Regions from separate parts of the Mus musculus genome. Here all the other regions are linked to region 1. The links are chromatin loops, found by intact Hi-C in ENCODE. Cell type or tissue: left cerebral cortex. All regions are shown on one strand.

The links. Hi-C counts contacts between places; a loop is a spot of excess contacts. Peaks named below come from ENCODE experiments on the same cell type or tissue, not always from the same donor. Only the 100,000 strongest peaks of a DNase experiment are listed, where the experiment ranks them.
Region 2: it touches region 1 in a loop (2.2-fold over the local background); 8 of 42 quality-filtered maps call a loop at or near these places.
Region 3: a loop joins it to region 1, with 5 times the contacts of the local background. A loop is called at or near these places in 12 of 42 quality-filtered maps.

The regions. Positions count from the first base shown.
Region 1 is chr17:28,229,518-28,237,517 of GRCm38, reverse strand. It overlaps Ppard (peroxisome proliferator activator receptor delta), which reads right to left and starts at 4,764. Exons shown (of 8, transcript NM_011145.3): 1 at 4,654-4,764; 2 at 423-506. In left cerebral cortex, a CTCF peak has its summit at 4,975 (motif pointing left); DNase peaks (open chromatin) are centred at 3,895, 4,331 and 4,899; H3K4me3 peaks cover 1,253 bases; H3K27ac peaks cover 2,644 bases.
Region 2 is chr17:28,323,859-28,331,858 of GRCm38, reverse strand. It overlaps Fance (Fanconi anemia, complementation group E), which reads right to left. Exons shown (of 10, transcript NM_001163819.1): 10 at 5,285-5,707. The coding sequence ends at 5,606. It overlaps Rpl10a (ribosomal protein L10A), which reads right to left and starts at 3,388. Exons shown (of 6, transcript NM_011287.2): 1 at 3,241-3,388; 2 at 2,974-3,048; 3 at 2,812-2,892; 4 at 2,337-2,485; 5 at 1,162-1,334; 6 at 826-1,029. The coding sequence starts at 3,245. The coding sequence ends at 859. Tead3 (TEA domain family member 3) reads left to right here. Exons shown (of 13, transcript NM_011566.4): 13 at 1-188. In left cerebral cortex, CTCF peaks have their summits at 3,392 and 7,213 (motif pointing left); DNase peaks (open chromatin) are centred at 3,313, 3,990, 4,363 and 4,658; H3K4me3 peaks cover 1,915 bases; H3K27ac peaks cover 2,225 bases.
Region 3 is chr17:28,517,971-28,525,970 of GRCm38, reverse strand. It overlaps E230001N04Rik (a long non-coding RNA gene), which reads right to left and starts at 3,315. Exons shown (of 2, transcript XR_385504.4): 1 at 2,605-3,315; 2 at 83-1,552. In left cerebral cortex, CTCF peaks have their summits at 667 (motif pointing right) and 5,891 (motif pointing right); DNase peaks (open chromatin) are centred at 5,838, 7,013, 7,176, 7,787 and 5 more places; H3K4me3 peaks cover 2,433 bases; H3K27ac peaks cover 3,867 bases.

The DNA.
Region 1 (8,000 bases):
GATGTTACATGCCTCCAATTCCAGCACTTGGGAAGGAGAAGGGGTGAGCTGGAGTTCTAGACCTGCCCGACTACATATCCAGAAACCAAACACCACTCATCTATTGGGTAAATGGAAGGAAGTGATGAACAGCACCCTGGTGGCCCAGGATCCTCTACGCCACTCAACAAACACTGGCTACCCTATTTAGCAAGCAGCCCCTCAGACACAAGAGAAAGTCCATATCCTTGTGGGTATAAAGGTGAGAATCTCCACACTGCTAAAAGATCTACCTAAGCCGCACACAGTCGATGAGCAATCGTCACCGTAAGCAATAGGTGCAGGTGGCCGCACAGGTGATCGGGGACTCAGCCTGGTGACTCCTTCAAGGCCAGGAGCCTGTGGCAGTCAGCCCGACACCCAAGTCTGCGAAGCGGGCTTACCTTTACCGTGGGTTTGTCTTCATCTGTCAGTGAGCAGGAGCCTCTGAGTGAGTCCCATGCGCATACCCACACCGCTGCACAGCACTGTAAGGTGGAAAGGAGCCAGTGTCGGTAACTGAGTGGTGCCAGGGTCCAAAAAGAGAGCTTAGGGTGTTCTAACTGAACACTAGGACTCAAGAACATGTGGTCCCATATGACCTCACACACACATACACACACACACCATGGGAGACTGTCGATCTCACCCTGAGTCAGCAAATATTTCCCAATCCTGGAAGGAGTCTGCACTGCCAAGCAAGCAGACACTGGCTCTTCGGATCTTACCTGGGTGGGGCGGAAGGCCCTGGCAGGGTAAGAAAGAGGTGGTGCCTAGCACCCCACTAGCTCACAGAAGGAGAGGCCCCTGAGTCACTTCCCAGTCACCAGCCCCAAATTATGAGGGCCATGGAAGAAGACCCACATGCCTGAAATCCAACATTGAAGGCCCATATGCCTGCCAGGCTCCAGCCAAGTACCCAGCTCTCCTCTGACACCCTGGAATCCAGCTGCTAGGGCAAGCCACTCCTCCCCTGGCTCCGATGACACACAAACATGCTCAGCGACATCAAACCATCTCCAAGAAACAGCCACAGGGTAATCTGGGACGACATGGCACAGACAAGGGCACTGGGCACAAAGCTTCGGACATAACACAAGCCAGGCCCTGGCAGGACAAACAAGCTTGTGTGATTGCTGGCAAGAGAGGAATGCTCCCAATGTGGACAGTGCCATGTGGCTTGTCCCGGCATCACCAGGTCCACCAGAGCCACCAGACGGGGTACTAGAATGCACCCACTCCACTGGTCCCCAATATGCAGAGGGTAGCAGCCTGGGGAGGTGGGCCTCAGGACTCAGCCCAGAGACAAGACTCGTTGTACCAGGCCATGCCAAGCTCAAACCCTGGGGACAGCTTGCACAACAGCTGGGCAGCTGCACTCTGTCCAAAATAGAGGCCTACCAGCTTCTCAGGCTAGTCTCTACACCAGGCCTTTAGGAAGACAGTAAGGGACCACAGGTGGGGCTGGGAGGACCTAGGACAACTACTTTTCCTGGGTGACTTGAAGCACACAGCACAGAAAAGTTCCCAAACAGAGCAGGGGGGTCAGTCCAGTGAACTTTGGAGGTGACAGGTAAAGCCACTGGCAAGGGCCTGTCCCCTCACACCGTGAAAACAGACGTTGAGCCACGATCTGCATTAAGCACAGAATGGAAAGCTGTTCCCTAGAAGACTGCAGAGTAGACATGCCTCAGGAGGTTATCCAGCCAGCATTGCTAGCTAGGACTTACAAGGCTCTACCAGGACTGGCCCTGTGCTGTACTGGAGGCCTCCTATGCACCAACTCAGCACGGAGCCCTGTGGTTCGTTAAGCAAAGTCAGGACAATAATAGACTGCTTAAGGGTTGTAGGTAGGGGGCTGAAGAGGGGGCTCAGAGGTTAGGAGCTCTTGGAACTCTTTCAGAGGACCCGGGTTTGAGTGCCAGCACCCACACGTAGTTACCAGCTGGAACTCCAGTTCCAGGAGATCCAACGCCTTCTTTTGACCTCCAAGAGCACCAAACACACACGGTACACAGGTGGTGTCGCACAGATACTTACACGGGTAAAATACTCACGCAGAAAATAAAATGAATAAATCTAATTAAAAAAAAAAAGAGACTGTCAGGCAGAATCTCTGGGGAGCCAGAGACTGGACTAATCATTACCAAGCATTCGACTGCACCACTCAAAAATGACCCGGGTTGGGTGGTATATCCCAGCAACCCCAGCACTCAGAAGACAGAGCAGGAAGACTGCCATCAGTGAGGAGGCTACTAGCACAGTGCCCTCAAAGCCAGCCTGGGTTACAGAGTGATACTGAGGAGGGACAGGATGGCTCAGTGGGTAAAGGCGCTTGCCAACCAGCCTGATGACCTAAGTTCAATCCTGGGGACACCAGGAGGAGAACACTGACTCCCACGCTCGCACAAATAAATAATAAATGGGATGTTTCTCATAGGAAGAAAAGATTCCTTCTAACCTCCTCCACTCTCCTGTCATCCCCACATCTAGTGCTCCATATAGGGGCCTTAGGGATCAGACGAGAGGAGGCTCACTCAACCCCAGGCCAGCCACAGTCCTAATGCTTTCGTGGAAAACGGTCAGTGCACACAAAGATCACAAAACTGTAAGACCTGGTCAAGCTGGTTCAGTTGGCTCCCTGCTGTGGCTCCAGAAGGTGGCCTGTTCTATGGCCAATTCTGGCTCAAAGACAGAGAGTGTGATCCTCAAAAGAGGAGACCTAGAAACCTGGTGCCAACGGAACCCTGGGCTCCCGCTTCTGAAGTTAGAGTGGGTCAGACTTCCAGAGCCTTCAAAGATAAATATATGTTCTCTCCTGAGGATGACTCCAGGGACCCAAGGCAAACAAAGAGGCTCAACTCTGCATACAACTGAGCTGTGCCTGGAAGCAGACAGCCCAAGTTCCTTTGCAAGGCCTCACTGGTGCAATCCCTCGACCTGCCCAGGCAGATACCAAGGCAATACCCCAGACCACACCTGGGCAAAGGGAAGAAACGTCAGCTGCCTCTCCCAGCCTCAGTAAATACAGATGCCCAGGAAACGGAAGGAAAAAGGGCACCGAGGAACCATGCCCAGTGACCAACACAAGAGGCACATTCCGTCAGTGAAAGACAGGAGGTAAACTCAGTCGCTGGACCAAGACCCCAAGATTAAGGGAACAGATGCCCAACAGCCCCAGGGCTAGCAGGCCCACAATCCATTGAAAAACTAAAACGGGAATGTATTCTGGGGCTGGTGAAGTGGCTCAGGACGTAAAGGTGGTTGTCATCATACCTTAATGACCCGAGTCTATTTCCAGGAACCACAATATCGAATGAGAGAGCCACCTCCCAACTCCAGTAAGCTGTGCTCTGACCTACACCCCACCCCACATCCACACCCCACAGAAATAAATAAATGTAACTTGTAAGCAAACATTCTAGAGCCAGTACAGGGAGGAAAAACCAAGTTTAAAACCAAGGGCAGGGCTGGTGAGATGGCTCAGTGGGTAAGAGGTACCCGACTGCTCTTCCAAAGGTCCGGAGTTCAAATCCCAGCAACCACATGGTGGCTCACAACCATCCGTAACGAGATCTGACACCCTCTTCTGGTGTGTCTGAAGACAGCTACAGTGTACTTACATATAATAAATAAATCTTTAAAAAAAAAAAAAAAAAAAACCAAGGGCATAGCTTCTGCTCTTAGCTGTATGGAAAAGGGCAGTGCGTGGAAGGCACCGTATCATGGTTTAAATACATTCCATAATATCCCAAATGAGTCCTGTTTCCTGAAAGGGTGAAAAGAGTTATATGAAGCCTCTGGCTACCCCTGGCACACACCCAACTCAGAGCCGTCTCCCCCAAGGGTTCCTGGAAGTCAACAGACTCATAAAGGGGAAGTATTATAAAGCTGAGATTACGAGGGCCTACCAACTGGCCATCCCTCCCAATACAACACCCAGTGAAACCTGTGACCCGAACAAATCTGGTCAAGCTGGCGCTCAACACCCCACTCCCAGCTCAACTGAAGGTGAAACGGAAGCCTATCGTGCACCTCTGGGTTCTCCTCAAGCAGAGGCATAAAAAAAAAAAAAAAAAAAACTAGAAGCGAGGCAGTCGGGTGACAGGAGGTGAAAAGGACAGGAGATGAGAGCTGAGCCTAAGTGGGGCCTCTGCCGGTAGCCAGGATAGAAGGGGCTCGGATAAACCGGACTGGCTCACAACATCCTAAAGAAGATGGGGAGGGATAGGGCAACCCGAAAACGGGTCAGAGAGGAGGAGAGCACTGACCGACAGGGCAAGGATGGAAGGCTATCGAGGGAGGCAGGAAGGATCTCCAAGGAGGGCCTGGGTAGCGGGACAGCAAGGGAGGCGCTCAGAAAGGGGGTCAGAAGGGAGGTGACATGGGGTTCTTTGGAATTGAGAGGAGATGAAGCCACGGGGCTTTAGAGGGATCAGGGTGGGTGGGAGGAGGGAGGGAGGCCGGCTCCGAGCAACCACAGGGGTCCCTGCGGTGGAGACCCCAGCGGTGGCTCCTCAGCGCGCAAGCCGAGCATAGACGAGCCGCAGAGGCGCGGAAAGCGGCTCTCGGAGCCCCTGACCCCACCATCCACCTCAGCCCGGGCCGCGCTGGCCTCTCCCGATCCGCACGGACCTGTCCCGGCCGCCTCTCGCGCCGCTGCCGCCGTCCCGCAGGCTCCGCAGAATCCCCCAGCTCCTGCCAAAACTTTTCCCATTAATCCCCAGGTCCGCCGCGGCCTGCGGCGTCACACGCTCCCAGCCCCGGCGCCGCCCCCAGCCCCGTGATGTCACCGCGCCGCTGGCTCCCTCCCCCACAACTAAGCACTCGCCCCCGCCCCCTTCCGCCATAGCAGTAGCCAATCGCCGCGCCGCCTGGAGCCACTCCTTTGACAGCCATCGCTCCGCCCACTGCACAGCTGCCCTGGCGCGTCTGCAGCGCCCTCTGCAGTCAGACGTGGGAGCAGCAGCTGAGGAAAGCGCTGGGGAGAAGTTAGGGCTGGTCAAAGCAAGCCTCACGAAACGATATTTAAAGCTTTAAAGCGCGGAAAGAAGGTGGAGGTCATCTAATACAACCTCCTCACTCTTCCTGAGAAGAAACTAGGCATAGACTTGTGTGGTTTGAAGCAAGAAGCAAAGCTAAGGGCGGTGGGGGAAGGAATAGAGGCAAACTGTAATTTTCAGAGGCGCTTGGGAGAGGCATATGGTGGGAGACTTGGGAATGAAAATACAGACGCATACGTTTTACAAAATATCTATTTTTATATGTCAGAGTGTTTTGTCTGCATGTCTGTCTCTGCACCATGTGCGTTCAGTGCCTGCAGAGTCTGGAAGAAGGCGTTGGATCCCCTGGAAGTGGAGTTACAATGGAGAACTTCCATGTAGATGCTGGGAAGCGAGCCTCTTCAAGAGTAGCAAGCGCGATCTTCACCACTGAAGCATCTCTTCAGCACCCCCAATTTTTTAACTGGTGGCTAGTTCAATGGCTCAACGGGTCATCGCTTTGTCTCCAAGCCTGAAGACTTGAGTTCAGTCCCTGGGACTGCCTCCTGAAGGTTATCTTCCAATCTCTACACACCGCATGTGCACTTTCATATACACCCACACAAGAAAAAAGAAAGATCTGGAAGGCATGATGGCACTCTAACTCCAGCACTCAGGAGGTAGAGGACCCGTTTGAGGTCATTTTTAGCAATGGAGAAAGTTTTGGGCCAGCCTGTGCTTATAGGCCTTGTGAAGCCAAATAGAAAACAAATTTTAAAAGAACTTTTCTCCCACTTGAGATTTCTGTCGCTGGATGTCAGGGACCAGACAAGACAAGAACTCTGTACCTGGGCTTGCCTGTCACCCCAACTCATCATATACCACAGAGAGTATGTAGCCAGAAGGCAATCTGTCACTGGCTGGTTTCATCATCCTAGAATGAACAAAACTTGGCTGGCAGGAAAGTCAGCAGGCACCTCCCTCCTCCACACCGCCATTAAAGGTCACCTCTGCCCGGTCTGGCACTCCTTACAGTGCATCCTTAGCTCGCTGGATTGGAGAACCCCACACCACTTTTTTTCTGCTTTGTTTTCGAGTGTGTGTGTCTGTGTGTGTGTGTGTGCGCGTGCGCACGTGCGCGTGTGCACTTGGAGGACAGAGAAGGGTACTGTGTGTCTTCCAAGGATAGGTTTCCACGGTTTTCCTTTGAGGCCTGGTCTCCTGATGCATGCACGAGCGGTTCTGGTTTGGTGGGATAGGCTGTCAGCCATCAAGCCTGGGCTATCCTGGTTCTGCAATTACAGGAATTCACAGGACCACACCCTGCTTTTCCCTGTGTGTCGGGATCTGAACGCTGGCTGCTCTGCGTGAACAGCAGAGGCGCTTAACTTTCCTGCTCTCTCCCTAGCTCCCTTCTATTGCTTTTGAAATGAATTTGTATTAAGTTTTTAGATATCACTTCCCTTGTCCTCCAAGACTGTAGTAAAAAATGGCCTGGGGAAGTCAGAGATTTCTGCCATTTTGTGTCTGGCAGAGCTCTGGTGGAGGGTCTCGAGCTGGTCTTGAACTCCTGACCTTCCTGCCTGCACTTCCCACATGCTGGAATCCTCTAGACCCAGTTTATGTGGCTCTGAGTATGGAACAAGGGCTTCATGCTAAGCAAGAACTCTACTCCTCTGCTAGATTCTTAATGTTGGTTTTGAGAATTTCACACTTGCCCATTTTGTATTTTGACCATAGTCATGCTCACTCCTTCCCCTAACTCCTCCCAGGTCCAAATCCAGACCCACCACCCCATCAGCTGCCATCATCAGCACTGCAGAAACACAGCAGACCAGGCAAGCCTGGGCAGCCTCCACTCCTAGTGTGGGGCGGGACCTGCTTCCCTTAGTTATCCCATAGCACATGGAGTTCGGACTTCACCTCCTACCCCTCAGCTCTGTGCCCTCACGCTAGCGCTAGCAGGAGTTTCGTGACACTTTAAATGTCACAAACTTCCTTGAAAGTGCATCGGGTGCACTTGCAAGGCTGTGACCTTTGCGATGAGATAGCAAGCAAACTCCAGGAAAGCAGGGAACCCTTCCCAGATAATAGCTCACGGCAAACCCCTGGCCCGTGGTAAGGAATCATTGGGTTTGATGCTGGACGGACTTGATCTCCAGTCTCAGCAATGTCCTCACTTTCTAACTGTGCCACACCCAGCCACACATCCCACTCATTCAAGACATGTTTGGTACACAGTTTTCTTAGGAGCAAGCTCTGTGCCAGGCATTGGGGACAGCGTTGAGGAATTCATGTCCTTGTCTTCAAGGACCTCCAACATTTAGAAATGAGGAGAAAGGAGCGCATAGTGAGACCTAGAAGAGCAAGAGGAAGAAGCTGAGGCTGTGCCCCTGCAGCAGAACTGTAGCAGGTCTTCTTGGCTTGATGACTATGGCCTTCGTGTCCCACAGGGCACAGGGGCAAGTAAGCGTGACTATCAAAAGTCATTCTGCAGGTCCAGGGTGGTGGCTCAACAGGTAAAGGCACCAGCTGCCAAGTTTGATGACCTGGGACCACATGGTAGAAGGAGAACTGTTTCCTGAAAGTTGTCCTCTGACCTCTACACACTCACCATGATGTGAGTGTGTGTGTGCGCACGTGTGCGTGTGTGTGTGTGCATACAGACAGACACACAGACAGACGGATGGACGGACAGACACACAGAGAGAATATAGAGAATATAATTAAATTAACTCTTGGATGTAGCTAAGCCTGATTGTGTCTACCAGTATCCCCAGAACTTGAAAGACTTAGGCAGGAGCCTCAGTTGGGGACCATCGGGGCTATAAAGTGAGAGCCTGTCTTAATCCAAACAAAGTCTTTTGGACAGCGGCAAGGGCTGGGCAGGATTTCCAAACACCCATCCGGGCAGCAGAATTAGAAGGGAGTCCGGGAAGCTCTTAGTTAACTAGGAGCTGACAGGTTAGAAGGCAGTGGCCTCTGGTCATAGCACCACAG
Region 2 (8,000 bases), 94 kb before region 1:
TATAACATGTATTATATATATATATTTTTGTGTATTTTTAAAATCCAGCTGTGATGGGCTACATCATAAATGGCTCAAGGCAGGGGCCACTCAAGGCCTGGCTCCTGCTTTAAAGAAAAAAATTAAAAAGCTGTTTCTGGGTCAAGACAGTTGTGCCATATGCAACCTTGTACCCTACCTAGTCAAAAACAGGTGTTGACACATGACTGCCACCCCTCATCACTGGCACGCACCTGTGGCCAGAGCTCACCTTAGTGCTTCAAGAAACAGCTACAGTGGCTTAAGTAGCAAACTTTGGGAGTCCTGGGGTTAGCTGCAGCCAGGTGACCAGGCTGGGTGGTCATGCAAGTCTTTAGATAAGAGACCTCTGTCACCCACAAAGCCTGGGGTAGTTTCAGTACTCAGAGAGCTATCTTCACAAGGTGATTCAAATGGACACCTTACACATTCACTGGTTGACCTGCCTTCACATCTGCTGGTTTGTTTCCCTCAGCCCTGTCCCCACCTGGCTTTGAGGGGCCTGCCCAAGATGGGTGTTACCTGGAAGCTGCAGCAGACAGGAACTCTTATGCCCAGGGCTTAAAGCCATTACTGAGCAGACTATGGGTGTTCCCCTAAGGCCTGACAACAGCTACAGCCCCAAACAAAACCACGGGGGAATTAGCTTGGGAACTTCACCTAGAAAAGCCGGACTCTCTACCCACGAGGGGGTTAGAGGTACCTCTCCCACCACCTGAGAAGCATTGTAGACCCCTACAGACCCCCTCTCCCAGCTTTGGGATAGTGGCCTCACATGCCCTGCCCCCAATCACAGGCACACCAAGGCTGAGTGGCAGCAGTGAGGTTTATTGGAGCATCCTAATACAGACGCTGGGGCTTGCCCATGGTGCTCTTGATGTACAGAGCCCGCACGTTTTGCCAGTTTTTCTTAAGCAAGGACACCAAGAAATTGACAGCCAGATGAATGTTGTAGACTAGCTCATCATCGGTCATCTTCACGTGGCCAACAGCGACGGCCAAACACAGCACCTGCATGGACAGAAAAGGTCACCAGGCTAAGCTAGCATGTACCCTTTCCCCCAGTGAAAAGGCTTAACCCAGGGCTAAGGCACCCAGACCTAGCTCTTTCTGGTTTCCCCACCACACACCGCCCAGACTGACCTTCTTCATCTGGAACTTGATTGTCGATTTCACCTCATCCACTTTGGCCACCATGTTTTCATTGTGTGTCAGCAGGGAGGGGAACTTGCCAGCCTTGTTTAGGCCTGGGCCCAGGATACGTGGGATCTGCTTAATCAGAGACTCAGAGGCCAAAAAGGCATCGTACTTCTTAGCTAGAAGACACAGACACTCAGGATTGAGCCAAAAAAAAAAAAAAAAACCAAAAAAACCAAAAAAACCAACCAAACAAACAAAAACCACCAAAAAAAAAAAAAAACAAAACAAAACATTTTAAACAACCAACCCATCCTTTACAACGAGAAGGCCAAGTTGCCTCCTCAGACCCATGACTGCTGAGTAGCTCCACCCTCAAGTCCTCACAGAGGTCTTAGACCAGGATGTCCCACAATCCCTGGTGTGCTGCATAGAACTGAGGGGCTGTGATGGCCCCCACCCCTTGGATTCACTGTAAGCCTGCATTTAAATTGCCTCAAACTATGGACTGGAGAGATGGCTCAGCAGTTAAGAGTGCTGCCTTCCAGAGGTCCTGAGTTCAATTTCCAGCAGCCACATGGTGGCTCACAGCCACCTGTAATGGGATCTGAGGCTCTCATCAGCCTGCTCATATACATAAAATAAAATCTTAAGAAAAAAGCTGTCTCATTATCTGTCAAAGGTGGACCAAGGCCAGCTATCTGAGAAGCCTCAAGCAGGCCTGGGAACCATAATGTCACCTGAGAACACAGCTCAGTGACAGGGCACAGTCCTGAGCACTTCTAGAGGATAACCTTAGACCCCAGGCTGGCAACATCAGTAAGACTCAGTATTACTCCAAATCTTAAGACAGATGGAGAAACCTTCTATCTATAAAAGCAGGCATGACAACTGCCTAGCTCACAGTGGATAACTATTCCCAAAATGTATGCGGAGACAGGGGCTACCATGGAGGCTAACACGTGGGAGACACTTGTGACCCCTCCCTCGATAGGTTGTTAACTGAAAAGACTTGAAACCCAAACCAATAGCTGGCTATGAGTCAACTGCACACACTGGCGAGAGGGGAGTATCAGACCAGCCTGTGGGGCATTTTCTAACTGGTTGTGAAGCCCAATGTGTGCTGCCACTCCTGGGCAGGGGGTCATGGGTTGTGTTCAGCCCTAGTGAGCCCCACCTACCCAGCTTCTTGACCAACTTCTTGTTTTTGTTAAGCTTCTTGAGCGCCTCGATGTCCATGTGGGGGATATCCACGGCCTTGGCTTCATCACAGTGCTGCTGGTCCCCCAGAACGCACACCGAGAACTTGGGGCGTGGGGTGGACTTGAGCCTGCGTTTGGGAGGGGAGAAAACAGAACAGGTCATGGTCGGCGCTGGCCATCCCGCTAGATCTGAACGCATGGCAGGGAGCGGCAAGCCTTACCCGGAGCTCTGGGCAACACTAGCCTGGCTTCTCAGGCTAGGCGGCGGGCTCGGCCGAGGCCTCCCCACGCCTCCCCTCTTGTTTTAAGACCCAGGGTGGGGGTCCGTCCAGCCTGCCTGCCTGCAGCAGGGCTCCTGAACTACCCTGGCACGTCAGTGTCCCCGTGCCCGCCTAGGGCGCGGCCAGGCCACACGGGAACACTGAGGGCTGGGTGGGGTTAGAGCGGTGCCAACCTGACGGTGCCCGAGAAACGTTTGTCCTTCTGAGGGTCGTAGTTCTTCAGGCTGATCTGCAGCTCCACCGTCTCCAGAAACCTGAGCGAGAGGGGAGCTGTGAGCCAGGGTCGCCATGGCCGGGGATGCTCGCCCTGCCCCGGGAGGGAGGCCCGCGCTCACTTGCGGCGCTTGCGCTGGTTCCCGTGCAGGACTTCCCGCACCGCCTCGTACAGGGTGTCGCGTGAGACTTTGCTGCTGTTGGGGAGAAGCGAAGGCGTTCGGGGCCGGCCATGCTGCACCCCGGGCCCGATGACAGGCCCACGGCACGCTGGGGAAAGGCTCGCGACGCGGGGCAGTCGCCGGGAGAGCCTCCGAGACGGGCCGCGGGGCGTCCGCGGGCGTGTGGGTGCACGGATGGCGGCGGATAGCGCCACGATAACAACTTACCTCATGGCTGCGGCTGCCGCGGAAACCGGAAAGAAGGCAGAGCGCTTTGCGCATGCGCTCAAATAGAGCCCGCGTTCTCGCGAGAGTTGCCCGTTACGGGCACGTTCCGCGCTCAGCCAAGCCGGAGAGGCGCTGCAGTTTGCGGCCGCTGGGGGGGCGCCACCACGCGGCTGCACCGTGAGAACCGCTCTAGGAGCAGCAGGCAGTCCTGCATTGGGACAAGGGCTGAAGCCGGGCCCTGGGATTGGATTTCTCCCTGCTTTCTATCTTCTGCCTGCCCCATGACTTCCAGTCCCCGGCAGAACCGGTCTCCGTCATCGCCTAATTTGGTGATGAGCCCCGCAGAGCCACTGGGCAGCCGCCCCCTCTAGCCGTGCATTGTGCAATGGTCCGGCCACCGCATGTGGGCAGAGGCATGGATGACAGGAATAGCTTGAGGAAATGACCCTTGCTGAGATCTGCAGAACGGGAAAGCGCCTTGTGACTAGATTAGGATCAGATGTGCCTGGCTTAAGCCTAAGCCTCCACCTGGGAGGAGGCGCCCACCAGTCTATCCTGGCCATCTGTATAAACCGCCCCTGATTCAGCCTCCGGGCAAGGTGGACTTTGGACAAATGCCCCTGTCCTGTCTCAATTAGTTGGCATTTCAAACAAAGTCGTTCTTGTTACTTGACCCCGGTCTTCGCAGTTAATAGAGAGGCGCCGGGTCAAGGAGCGTTTGCAGGGAGCCTCCAGATCTGGAGTGACTCATTTGGAGGCATGTCACCCTCTCTGGGAACAAATCACAGATGTAGCCAGCACCCACCATTTCCAGGGAGCAGACCTACGAATAGCTCATCTCGCCTGAGCACACACACAGCAAACAGCAGGCAGGATGAAGCAGGTTCCCACAGGGTCAGAGCAGAGCAGGCAGGTTGAAGCTGCAAGTGCCATCCACACTCTAAAGGCCATCAACATGGTGAGCGGCTGACGTCTGTCTCTTAGACATTGTTCCCCTTGCTTCTGTAGTCAGATTCAGCTTGTTCTCAAAAGCCAGACCTTCTCACTGGACTGACCTCCTTGCCTCCCTGGAACAGGGACTCAGAAGCACCCAGAAACCTCAGTTCCCCACCCACTGCAGGGCTAAGGTAGGAGGATGCTGTCATGAACTTTCTCAGGCTAATTCAGTCACATCAGTTTGGCAAATTTTTGTTTCTTGGCATAGCCCCGACTCTCTTGGAATTCGCTCTGTAAACCAGGCTGGCCTTGAAATTAGAGATCTGCCTGCCTCGATCTCCTGAGTTCCAGGATTAAAGGTGTGTGCCACCGTGCCCAGCTGTGTGCTAAATATTTTTTGAGTGAGGTGCTGTGGAAATACAGATGTCACACAGGTCTGCAGCAGGCACCCTGTGTCTTTTCAGCCCATGGTGGGTTAGACATCCCTCAGATCCCAGTCCAAACCTTTGCTGCAGCTGAAGACAGAGTTCAGAGTTCTAGCAGGCCTAAGACTCCGGCTCAGCATGAAAACAAAAGTTATGGGTCCCAAGCCCACCCTTGCCCTCAGTGTAGTCCTTGACACTCATCAGGCAGCTCTGACAGACCTGCTGTGATGGGAGGGGTGGGGGCAGGTGAGGGAGTAAAGGGGGTTCTGGGAAAGTAGCCTAAGAATACAAGTGCTTGTTTGGAAGTTCTTTGTATCTGACATGCATATGTTTGTACACATTTGTGCTGTGCATGCTTGAGCACTCTGGGTTGCAAACATGCCAACACACACACACACACACACACACACACACACACACACACACACACGGGTCAGAGGTCAACCTCAGGTGCCAGTCCCTGCCTTCCATTTTGTCTCCGGCTAAGCTGGCCCTGTAGCTTTGGGGGACTCTCCTGCCCCCACCTCCAGCCATCTCAGCCACACCCACAAACTTATTTGAGACAGGGTCTCTCTCACATAGCTTAGGCTGGCCTTGAACTCCTGTGCGGTTGAAGATGACCTTGAATTCCTGATTCTCCTGGCTCTGCCTGAGGGCTGGGATGACAGGGCTGAGCCACCAAGCCTGGATGGACTGTCTTCTTTTTATTAAAACTGTTACAAAATTACTCAGTTCAGAAACAAACAAAACAGAGGAGGTCACAACATATACCTGAGCACAAAAGGCTCACACTGAAAGGCCAGCTTTTCTGCCCACCTCCCACTCATCCTCCACAGCCCCTGTATCCTGATGTTGTCAGGAGTGGTACCCAAGGCCTCCTCTCTGCTCCTTGTGGAGTCAATATGGCCCCTGCAGAGCCTGGGGTGTTGGGCAGAGGCAGCTGACTCCTGAGATGGCTGTGTGTTCTGAGACAAGCAGTCAGGGCGGTGTGTCCTTGTGTATGGTCAGTGGGTCACATGTCTCAGCGCTGCTTGCAGGGCCTTCTTCAGGAAGGTGGCGTTGGGCTCTAGGGCCACAGCCAGGTCCAGGCTCTGCTGCTCTGTGATCTGGGGAGGAGGAGTCAGGTCAGGACTGCAGCAGCCCGTCTCACGTCTCCTCAACACGCTATGGGGAGAGAGGACAGAATAGAGGACAGGCTCCTGGGCACCCAAACCTTTCTGCCCCTTGCGGTGGAGCAAGAGCCAGGAGGGCCTGGAGTTCTATCAGCAGTGGAGCTCAGAGCCGGCCCCACTGATAGATGGGCTTCAGGTGTGTCTGACCAGGCACCCGTGACCCTCCCAGGCTACAGAGGAGGAGAGGGGTTTCCGGGCATGCCTCAGACACTGCTCTCTCTCCCTGGCCTGTTCCTATGCCCTCTACGGGGCTCAGATACCCACCCCCATTCTCCAACCCCCACTCCTCAAAGAAGACAGGGGCAAAGTCTTTCCCCATCTGCAGGTCCTGATGCCTCTGGAGGACGGCCCGTCTTCCGGGATCCAGAGAGGTCTGTGGAGAAGCCAGGGGCCCCAGAACTGCACAGCACATCTCCTGGGATCATGGGGTCAACAAATTACCTGCACGATGGCCAATTTTGGCTGTCAACCTGACACGGCTGGGTAAAGACGGAGCCTCATCTGAGGAACTATTGCCATCACACTGTGGCCTCTGGGGCATTCTTGTGTCGCTGGATAACATATGAGTGCTCAGCCTACAGCAGGCAGTGCTAGCCCTGACCAGGGGGCCCTGGATTGTATAAATCAGCAAGCTGAGCCCAGCATAGTGGCCCAGCCTTTAATCCCACCACAGGAGGCAAAGGCAGGATGGTCTCTGAGTTTGAGGCCAACTAGGTCAACATAGAGCATTCAGGATAGCCTGGTCTCCATAGAGATCAGGCCAACCAAAGATACAGAGGAAGCAGGAAGCCCTAGGTCCTTCCTTCAGCACCACATAAGCCAGGTCATAGTAGTGTACCCATTAACCCTAGCACTCAGGAGCTGGAGACAGGAGGATCAGATGTTCAAGGTCACCTGGGCTGCACAGCAAATTCAAGGCCACCCTGAGCTACCTGAGATCTTGTTTATTTTATGTTCAATAGAACTTGTCTCATGTCTGTCTATGTGCGAGTTTCAGAAGCCCTGGAACTAGAGTTACAGACAGTTGTGAGCCACCAAGTGGTTGCTGGGAATTGAACTCAGGACCTCTGGAAGAACAGTCCGTGCTCTTACCCGCTGAGCCATCTCTCCAGCCTGAGATCTTGTCAAAATGAAGAGCTCCCTGACCCATGACCCACGCAGGGCCTTCTAGGACAGGCTGCTAAGCCTGGGCCAGTGAGGTGGCTCAGAGGGCGAAGGCGCTTGCTGCCAAGCTTGGCTACTTGGGACCCACACAGTGGAAGGAAAAAACAAGCTTCTCAAAGTTGTCCCCCGGCCCCTACATGTGCACACGCAAATACATAAACTTAAATGCAGTTTTAAACATTAGAATCAGGGGCTAAGAGACGGTCCCACATTTAACATCACTTGCCACTCCTCTAGGGGAACCAGATTCGGTTCCCAGCACCCACGTGGTGGCTCACAACTGTCTATAACTCCAGTTTCAGGTAATCTGGTGCCCTCTTCTGGCCTCCAAGGGCACTGCATACACGTGGTACACAGATACATGTTGAGAGAGAGAGAGAGAGAGAGAGAGAGAGAGAGATCGCACCCACACACAGATATATATAAAAGAGGCAAGCTGGAGAGATGGCTCAGCTGTTAAGAGCACTGACTATTCTTCCAGAGGTCCTGAGTTCAAGTCCCAGCAACCACTTGGTGGCTCACAACCATCTGTAATGGGATCTGGCACTCTCTTCTGCTGTGTCTGAAGACAGAGACAGTGTACTCACATAAAATAAATAAATTAAAATGAAAAAAAAAAAACCTTTGGAATTAGAACGAAATCCAGTGTGTTTATATGACCTGTGACCCCAGTGCTGGGGTTAGGAGACAGGAGATTCCTAGGGTCATTGCTCAGTCAGCCAGGCCAGGCACAGAGCTCCTGGTTTGGTGGGAAACCACGTCTGCACAATGGAGCTGCTACACAGACACTGTGGCATAAGACAGCAGCCCCAACAGAACTTGAGGCCGAGACAGCAGGAGCTAACAGTGTCTGAGGGCTGACGACAGGACAGGCTAGGAACGCACAGCCTCAGAGGGCTTTGCACAGGGCTTGAGCTACCAGAAGGAAGTCGTAACAGGCTTGCTCCAGCTGCTACTGGCTCTCACACTGCTAGCTCCTGGCTACAAGGATCCCCAAGGTCAGTCCTGGCTCACGCTGTATCTCTTGCCATGAACAGCTCTCCACCGACTCCAGCCTGTGGCC
Region 3 (8,000 bases), 290 kb before region 1:
GACTCGACTCTGTTTGGCTGCCGCCAGATCTCTCCTGATACTTCTGGTTTTGCCTTTGAGGCAACTGGGATGACCAAACAACTTTTTTTTTGGTGGTGGTGGGGGACCGGGCTTTCTTTTTTCCCAGTGGTGCTTTAAGTCAGACCTAGGGTCTTATGCGACAACATCAAGTCTTATCAGTTGCTTCATTGTTAGCTTTTCGGGGCCAGCTATGAATGTTTGCTGTCTGCAGTGTCCAAGCATCTCCTGTCCCTCAGCCTCCTAAGTAGCTGGAGTAACAAGTCAGGCCATCCAGCCAGGCAGGAACGGCTTCTTTTATTCTGAGGATGCTGATGTTTGTGGAGACTTAGGGTACGTGTTCTGCCAGCTGGCACCTGGGTGAACCCTGGCAGCTTATTATTTTTGTTCTTTCATTAGAATGTGTATGAATGGTTCACTTCCATGTACAGCACCTGTGACCTGGTGGAGGAGGTCAGCAGGAGGCACTGGAGTCCCCAGGGACTGGAGTTACGGTTCAGAGCTGCCGGGTGGGTGTTGGGATTCAAACCTGAGTCTTTTGGAAGAGTAACACGTTTTGGGTGGTTTTTTTGTTGTTTTCTGTTTTTTGTTTTTTTTTTTTTTAACATTTATTATATGTATATGAGTACACTGTAGCTGTCTCCAGACACACCAGAAGAGGGCATCAGATCCCTCTACAGATGGTTGTGAGCCACCATGTGGTTCCTGGATATTGAATTCAGGACCTTTGGAAGAGCAGTGTTAACCGCTGAGCCATCTTTCCAGCCCCAACACATGTTCTTAAGTGATGGAATCAACTCTCTAGCTCCCTGTCTTGTCGGGGTTTCTATTCCTGCACAAAACATCATGACTAAGAAGTTGGGGAGGAAAGGGTTTATTCAGCTTATACTTCCTCATTACTGTTCATCACCAAAGGAAGTCAGGACAGGAACTTACCTAGGGGCAGGAGCTGATGCAGAGGCAATGGAGGGGTGCTATTTACTGGCTTGCTTCCCCTCGATTGTTCAGCTTGCTTTTGAACCCAGGACTACCAGCCCAGGGATGGCACCACCCACAATGGGCTGGGCCCTCCTACTCTTGATTGAGAAAATGCCCTACAGCTGGATCTCATGGAGGCATTTCATCAAGGGAAGCTCCTTTCTCTGTAATAACTCCAGCTGGTGTCAAGTTGTCACACAAACCCAGCAGGTACACCCTGTCAGCTTTTGAGAGCGGTGGCTTAGGCTGGCCTCACACTCTGCTTACAGAGTTGATGATGACCCTGAATTCCCAGCACCATGTCCACCATCTTCCTGAGTGCGTTGTGTCTGCTTTATTTGGCGCTGGAGACTGAACTCAGGGCTGGCCACATGCACTGAAGGGCCCTACCAACAAAGTCACAGCCCGCCCTAGCACCCACCCCGTGGTAGCTTTTCAACTTCTGGGGTTGGTATCATCCAGGGCTTCCTTGCAGGTCAGTTTAGCTGACATTGTCCACCGTGGAAAGGGACGTGGATGGAGATCCGCCGCGTGGAGCTGCCTGTGGAGGCTGAACCTGCGCATTAAGCAGCATGACACATACTGACCGGTCATGATGAGGATCCACGAGGTTCAAGCGCAGGAGGCAAGCCTAGACCTCTTCAATGCCTCCACTAGCGACAAACCAGGGTACATACCCTGAGCCCACTTCGCTGAGCTGCTGCCCCTAAGGCCCATCATCCACCCGTGGAACTCCAAAGCCACTTCCTCATTCTCCTCAACCAAGCGTGGGCCACGGGTGTTTCAGCGTCCTTAGGGCTCCAGGTGGTGTTGAGGGTCTGCTATACACCCGGCTGTGCTGCACTTCTGTAACCTCGCCCCCCATGCCCTGCCCGCACTCTCCGGAGGTAGAGGTATGGGTGGTCAGAAGTTCAAGGTCATCATTACATAGCAGTTTGGTGCTAAGCCTGTATTTTGAAAAGCTGACATTAATAGCGCCATTGTATCTGCTGGTGAGGCTCTTTTCTGATTGGATCAAGTAAAGAGCATTGCCTAGATAGCTAGCTCCCTCCACCCCCATATTTTTTTTTAACTTTTTTTTTCCCCAGTCTATGTAGTAGTCCAAGAGCTCGGCCTCAACTAGAGATCTTCTTGCGTCTGCCTCTTGAGTGCTGGGTTCAAAGCCACCATACCTGGCTTCCCCAAGCATGGGTGTCCAAGGCACATGTATGGAGGTCAGAGGGCAATTTATGTAAATCGGTGGCTCTCGCCTTTCACCTTGTGCGACCTGGGGATCGAACTGTGTCGGCAAGCGCCTATCATGACTTCCGAGAGGCCTCTCTCCCGAGCCTTATCAGCTAAGGGATTTGAGTCTTCGCTATTCCCAGTGAAAAGCCCCCTGCGGCCCGACCGATTCCGGTTCTAATCCCAGGAGTGTGAGGGCTTCGAATTCCACAACCAGCTTTTCTGTGTTAGTCCTGAAAGTACTGGCAGCAGGACTGGCTCAGAGAAGGTGCCGATCCTAGCGCTGCGCAGGGGACAGCTCGCCATCAGTGTGCAGCGGAAAAAGCTTGGGGGGTGAGGGGGGCGCCCGTTCCTCACAGCGGATCCCATACTCCCCGCGCTTACCCCTGCCGGGGAACTCGAGCTGAGGGGCCCCTCTGGCAAGCTCATGACCCGCGAAGGCGTGGGGACCAGAAGAAGCAGTACGAAGCGCGGGAGCGGGCAGCGCCCGGGAGGAGGAGCGCGGGGCGGAGCGCATCGCCCAGCTTCCCCCGCGCCCCCGCCTCTCGCATCCGGCGGCGGCACAGGATGTTCTTTCGCTCGGGTCCCCCGCCCCCGCTCTCACTTTCTTCCCCGCTCCCCTCCTCCACACGCGCCGTGAGCCGCGCCCCGAGCCAGCACCTTGCTTAACCCCTTCCCGCCCGCGCCTAGGGCGCGCAGCGAGTCTGGGGTGCCCGGGTAGGCGCAGGACTGCGCCCACCAGGACAACGTCGAGGGTGGAGAGTATGGTGGTCTTCCGAGGACCCAAGCCTGCAGTCTCCAGAAGCCCCCTAAATCGCCAGGGGCGGTTCCCGGGGACCCAGGCCCGCACTCTCGCGATCTTACGCTAAATTGCCAAGGGCAAGCGCAAGGTGGGCTCTCTCGTGGGCGCAGACCGGTGTGCTTAGCTATCTCCGGCCTAAGGAACGGGGGAGTACCCAGCAACCTTAACCTCATCTTCCCCTCCAGGTTGTGCTAAGGCGCGGCTCACAACGTTTGAGAGGATGGAGAGAGGCCACACCCCCTCGATTAACGTCACTGTTTCCAAGGCAATCGGAGGCGGGGCTGTAGACAAGCGGACTTTGGGGACTATGGCTTAATAGGGCTCCAGGACAGGGTGCGGCTGGGCTGGGGGCTCGGCGGGGTGGGACGTTTCTGTCTTTGCTTTTTTATTGACTCGCTTGATTTTTGATTCAACAGATATTTATGCTTGGCGCCATTCTTAGGGACTGTTTTTCTCTCACCAAGTCTGCGGTTCACAGGTTGTCACTAAGCCGGGTGGAGTGGCCATGCACCCAGGATATGATCCTGGGATAGATGTAATGCCTTTTTATTAAATTTACTGTAGGGGGCTGGGGCTCATGTGCTATAACGTGCATCTGGAGATATGAGGGCAGGCAATTTGTGGGAGTTGGTTCTCGTCTTCTACCTTGTGAGACCCCAACTCATGTCAGGCTTGGCGGCACCTTTATCCACTGCGCTATGTAATTATTCAGTGTCTCCTTTCTCTTGTCAAGTACCCCAGAGCGAGCACTAATCAGTGAAGACTTGGTTCTCTAATTCATGGAAGGTCTCAGCTATTCAGGGAAGGAGGACAAAGTGTTCCATGCTCACCACGTACCAACTCCTTCCCAGCATTTTAGGTCTTGTGATCTTTGCCCTGTTGTATTTCTGGTGCCTTTTACAGCCTAGGAACTGAGTCTGAGCTCTCAGAGGACCCTAAGCCCGATAGCTAAGTGTTGGAACCAGGACCCTAAGCCAGATAGCTAAGTGTTGGAACCAGGTTGGGACCCAAGCCTGTGGGTATGAAGCCTGGCTTCATTTTTAGACTATAATTAAATGGTATCAAAGAACAATCCTGCCCCTAACCCAGTCATGAAGGAGTTTACAGCCTACAGGGAAACGGGGGTGGGGGGTGGGGGTGGGGTGAGGATACCACAGAACATAATTAAGCAATAAAACCTAGAACAGGTTGGAGGCTGTTTAAAAGGATCAAAATAGAGTTGAGATTGTCAGAGCCTCTCCCGTGGAAGGTGCATTCCCAGGTAGGTCAGGAGGTGGGAGGTGACTGTAGGATCACAGTACCTGTGTGTGTGTGTGTGTGTGTGTGTGAGAGAGAGAGAGAGACAGAGACAGAGACAGAGACAGAGACTGTTCCTGCAAAGAACACCTAACTAGTGGCTCAGCCATACAAAGGCTTTTTTTTTTTTTTTTTTTTTTTTTTGACAAGATCTCTAGCCCAGGCTGATCTCAAATTTTCTATTTAGCCAAGAATAGCCTTAAACATCTGATCTTCCTGCCTCTATCTCCGGAATGCTGGGATAACAGGTGTGTACCTCACATCCCCACCCCACCTCATGGATGGAGGGAGCTGGGGTCTCCTTCATGTTTCTCCATGTTTGGCAAGCATTGTACCAATTTATTCATGTCCACAGCCCCTCCCCTGCGCCTTCTGCCCCTGTCTGTGGCGCTGTACCACAGGAGCAGGTATGTCAGCAGCTGCTATCTTTTCACTCTGTGCCCCCAAGTGTTTGAAGCTTAGCACAAACTCCCTGAGGGTAACTTTAATGTCAGCGGCTCCTTCCTCCAATCTCTGAGGAGTCTGAGGTGAGTGAGAAATAGGGACAAAGGGCCAGCAAGACAGCTCCAGTAGGTAAAGGTGCTTGCTGCTAAGTCTGATGTCTTGAGGACCCACATGGCAAAAAGAATCTATTTCTGTAAGTTGTCTTGTGACTCCCACCTTCAGCCATGTTACACCTGCATCCACACTCACTAAATAGGTACAGTACACGGTATATGTTTAAAGAAGACGACCTGGGAGAGCATTAGGGAGGTGCTACGCTGGGTGGGACTGGACATACCAACTGAGGAGAGGGAGAGTAAGAGGAAGGTGAGGGGAATTGTTGAATCAAATGGGTGGCTGGGTCACTTGAGAACATCTGATGTCCTCTCCCAGTGCGGCAGGGCTGTGCTCAGTCCTGTAGGCTGGAATTGACAAGGACAAACCCCCAGCCTTTGCTCTGGGAACACACAGGGTAGCACCCAGTGTACCCAGTGTGTTTGGCTGAAGGTGATAACATACACAGTAAATGGTGTTTGGAAGGAGCCAGGAAAAGCCTGGGTTAGGAAGCAGGACCATTTGGGCCAAAGGTGGCATTTATGGTGCTGGAGAGAAGGGGCTGGGAAAAGTAATGAAAAGAAAAAAAAAAAAAAAAAGAGCTGGGCAGTGGTGCTGCATGCCTTTAATCAATCCCAGCACTTAGGAGGCAGAGGCAGGCGGATTTCTGAGTTCGAGGCCAGCCTGGTCCACAGAGTGAGTTCCAGGACAGCCAGGGCCATACACAGAAACCCTGTCTCAAAACAAACAAACAAACAAATAAATAGAACAAATGAAGCAAAAGTGGAGAGGAGAACCTGATGTTTGGTGACAGATCCAACACTGACATCAGAGAGAACCCTCTTCAATGCCAGGATTAAAGGCGAGCATGTTCTCTGCATATACAGCACACCACCTGGCTCTCTTTTGGCACAATTGTTACAAGTTTGACTTGGATAGCACATAGGTGGGTGTCTTTAAAAAGGCCAACTAGATGGACTTCATTTGCTTCCGACCAGCTCCAGATACCAACCAGGCCTGTAATGATGATGTTCTTCACCTCTCCAGTAGAGGGCACAATCTTGGGAGTAGCTTTTGTAGCCAGCTGTTTCTTGGGGGCTTTACCACCACAGAGGGCACCTCTTTGCTTATCCCCCCTTCTTTCTTGGCAAGCAAGGGAGAGGCAGTGCTGGTGTTAGAGAGGAGAGGAGGCTGGGAACACCCAGTAATTTAATTTTTAAAAATTATAAGTAGCCGGGCAGTGGTGGCGCATGCCTTTAATCCCAACACTTGGGAGGCAGAGGCAGGTGGATTTCTGAGTTCGAGGCCAGCCTGGTCTACAGAGTGAGTTCTAGGACAACCAGGGCTATACAGAGAAACCCTGTCTCGTCTCAAAAAAAAAAAAAAAAACCAAACAAACAAAAATAAAAACAATAAAAAAAAATTAAAAGTAAAGATTTTGTTCAGTGGTAAACTGCCTGCCTAGTAAGGTAAGACCTTAGATTTAATCCACAGCCCCCTAAAAATTAGCCTACCACTGTAGGGAGTTTGGGGGATTGGGCCTCAGTGGGCAATGGGGATGTGCCTGGGCTAGGAACATGGTCAGTTAAAGTCGGTCACTTGTAGGTCATGGGAAGGCAAATGTTTGGTAGAGAACCAAAGATGGGGAAGACATTGTCAGCTCCTCTGCCTTCTGAGCGTGTCCAGGTCAGAGTTTCACTGACACCAGCAAACATGGGCACCAGGGACAGACCTGTGGGTTGTCGGTTGGAATAGCTGCTGGTTGGGGTGTAACGGGGCTAAATCTCTCCCAGATGATTTCGCAAGGGTCAGCTGGAATGTGTATTGTGCTGAAAGGTGGTCCCTAGCCTGGACCCATGTTGGCCCTCATCTTCAGCTACAGAGCTTGGAGATGGTGCAATCAGATGGTCTGGGAACAGTAGGCCCAGGTGAGATACTTCAGCAGCCTAGGGTCCCTCCCCTAAACTTCAGCCTGGAAGGCCCTGGAACCCAGGCCTGTGCTGTCTGCCAAAACCTTTCCCGGAATCCAGCAGAGAACAGAGCCCCTTCCTGCCAGCCTGGCACTCTCCAGGCACAGGGTGTCCCTAGGGGTACCTTGAAGACACCCCAGGAGACTAGAGTACTGAGCAGCCCCTCCTCCCTAGGAACCACCCTCCTCTGGCCTTTTGCCTCGTTGTCAATGGCCCCACCGGACCACAAGAATCAGCAAGCGCGAAGGAGGAATTTTGTGGCTGGGTGGCCAGCTTCTGGGGCCTTTGCTGTGGCTTCAGGTGGGAGGGTGGAGACTACAGAAAGAGCAGACTCCCAGGCTTCAGAGGACCACGCCACCTGCTTCTCCCTCCCTCCCTCCCTCCCTCCAGGGAGGAAATCTTCAGGGCCCCAGTGGTTTTGAAAGGAGGGGGACCGGAAGAGACACAACACTGGGTCAAACGAGGACGGGGCAGAACTCTCTCTTAATTCTTCTAGGATGCTCTTCCTTGGTACCCTTACCCACCAAACCCCAAAGCAAACTGCTTTCCCTGCAACTAACAGTCACAAACCACTCTTGAGACCTCCAGAGGCGTCCCAGAGTGGGTGGGGCTTGGAGGAACCAAGGGGCCTGTAGCCGGCATCTCCGTGGTTCTCCCCATGCGTGGGTACAGTGAGGAGGGTACTCCGGTCCCAGGTGAGCTGAGCCTACGGTGCCCCGGCCCGGAGGGTCCGGAGATGGCTTCTTGGAGGGGTGAGGAGGTCTCGTACCCGACCATGTGGCGGTCTTGCAGCGCCGCGCCCTCCCTCCCAGTGCGGAGCCGGCTGCTGACCGCAGGCTGCAGGAGCGGTTGATCTGGGGAGCGGGCGAGCACACCCACTTACCCAGCTGCTGAGTCAGGCTGTTCTCCCTCACGCTCGCCCGCCCGCCCGCCCGCCCGCCTGCTCTCGCCCGGGACATTGTGTTCCAGCCCCAGCGCGCTGGCAGCGGGCCCAGGCGCTCACACCAGCCTCCTCGCCCTGTTTGTGCTCGCGGCTTGCGCTGTGGCGCAGCCTCCCGTGGCCGCGGGGACTCTCAGAAGGCACCCCTGTAGGGTGGGCCCCAGCAGCCCTGAGCACTCGCCAGCCTCGGAGCACCCACGCCTCTCCAGATTCCCTGGCTGGGTGCATCCCCTAC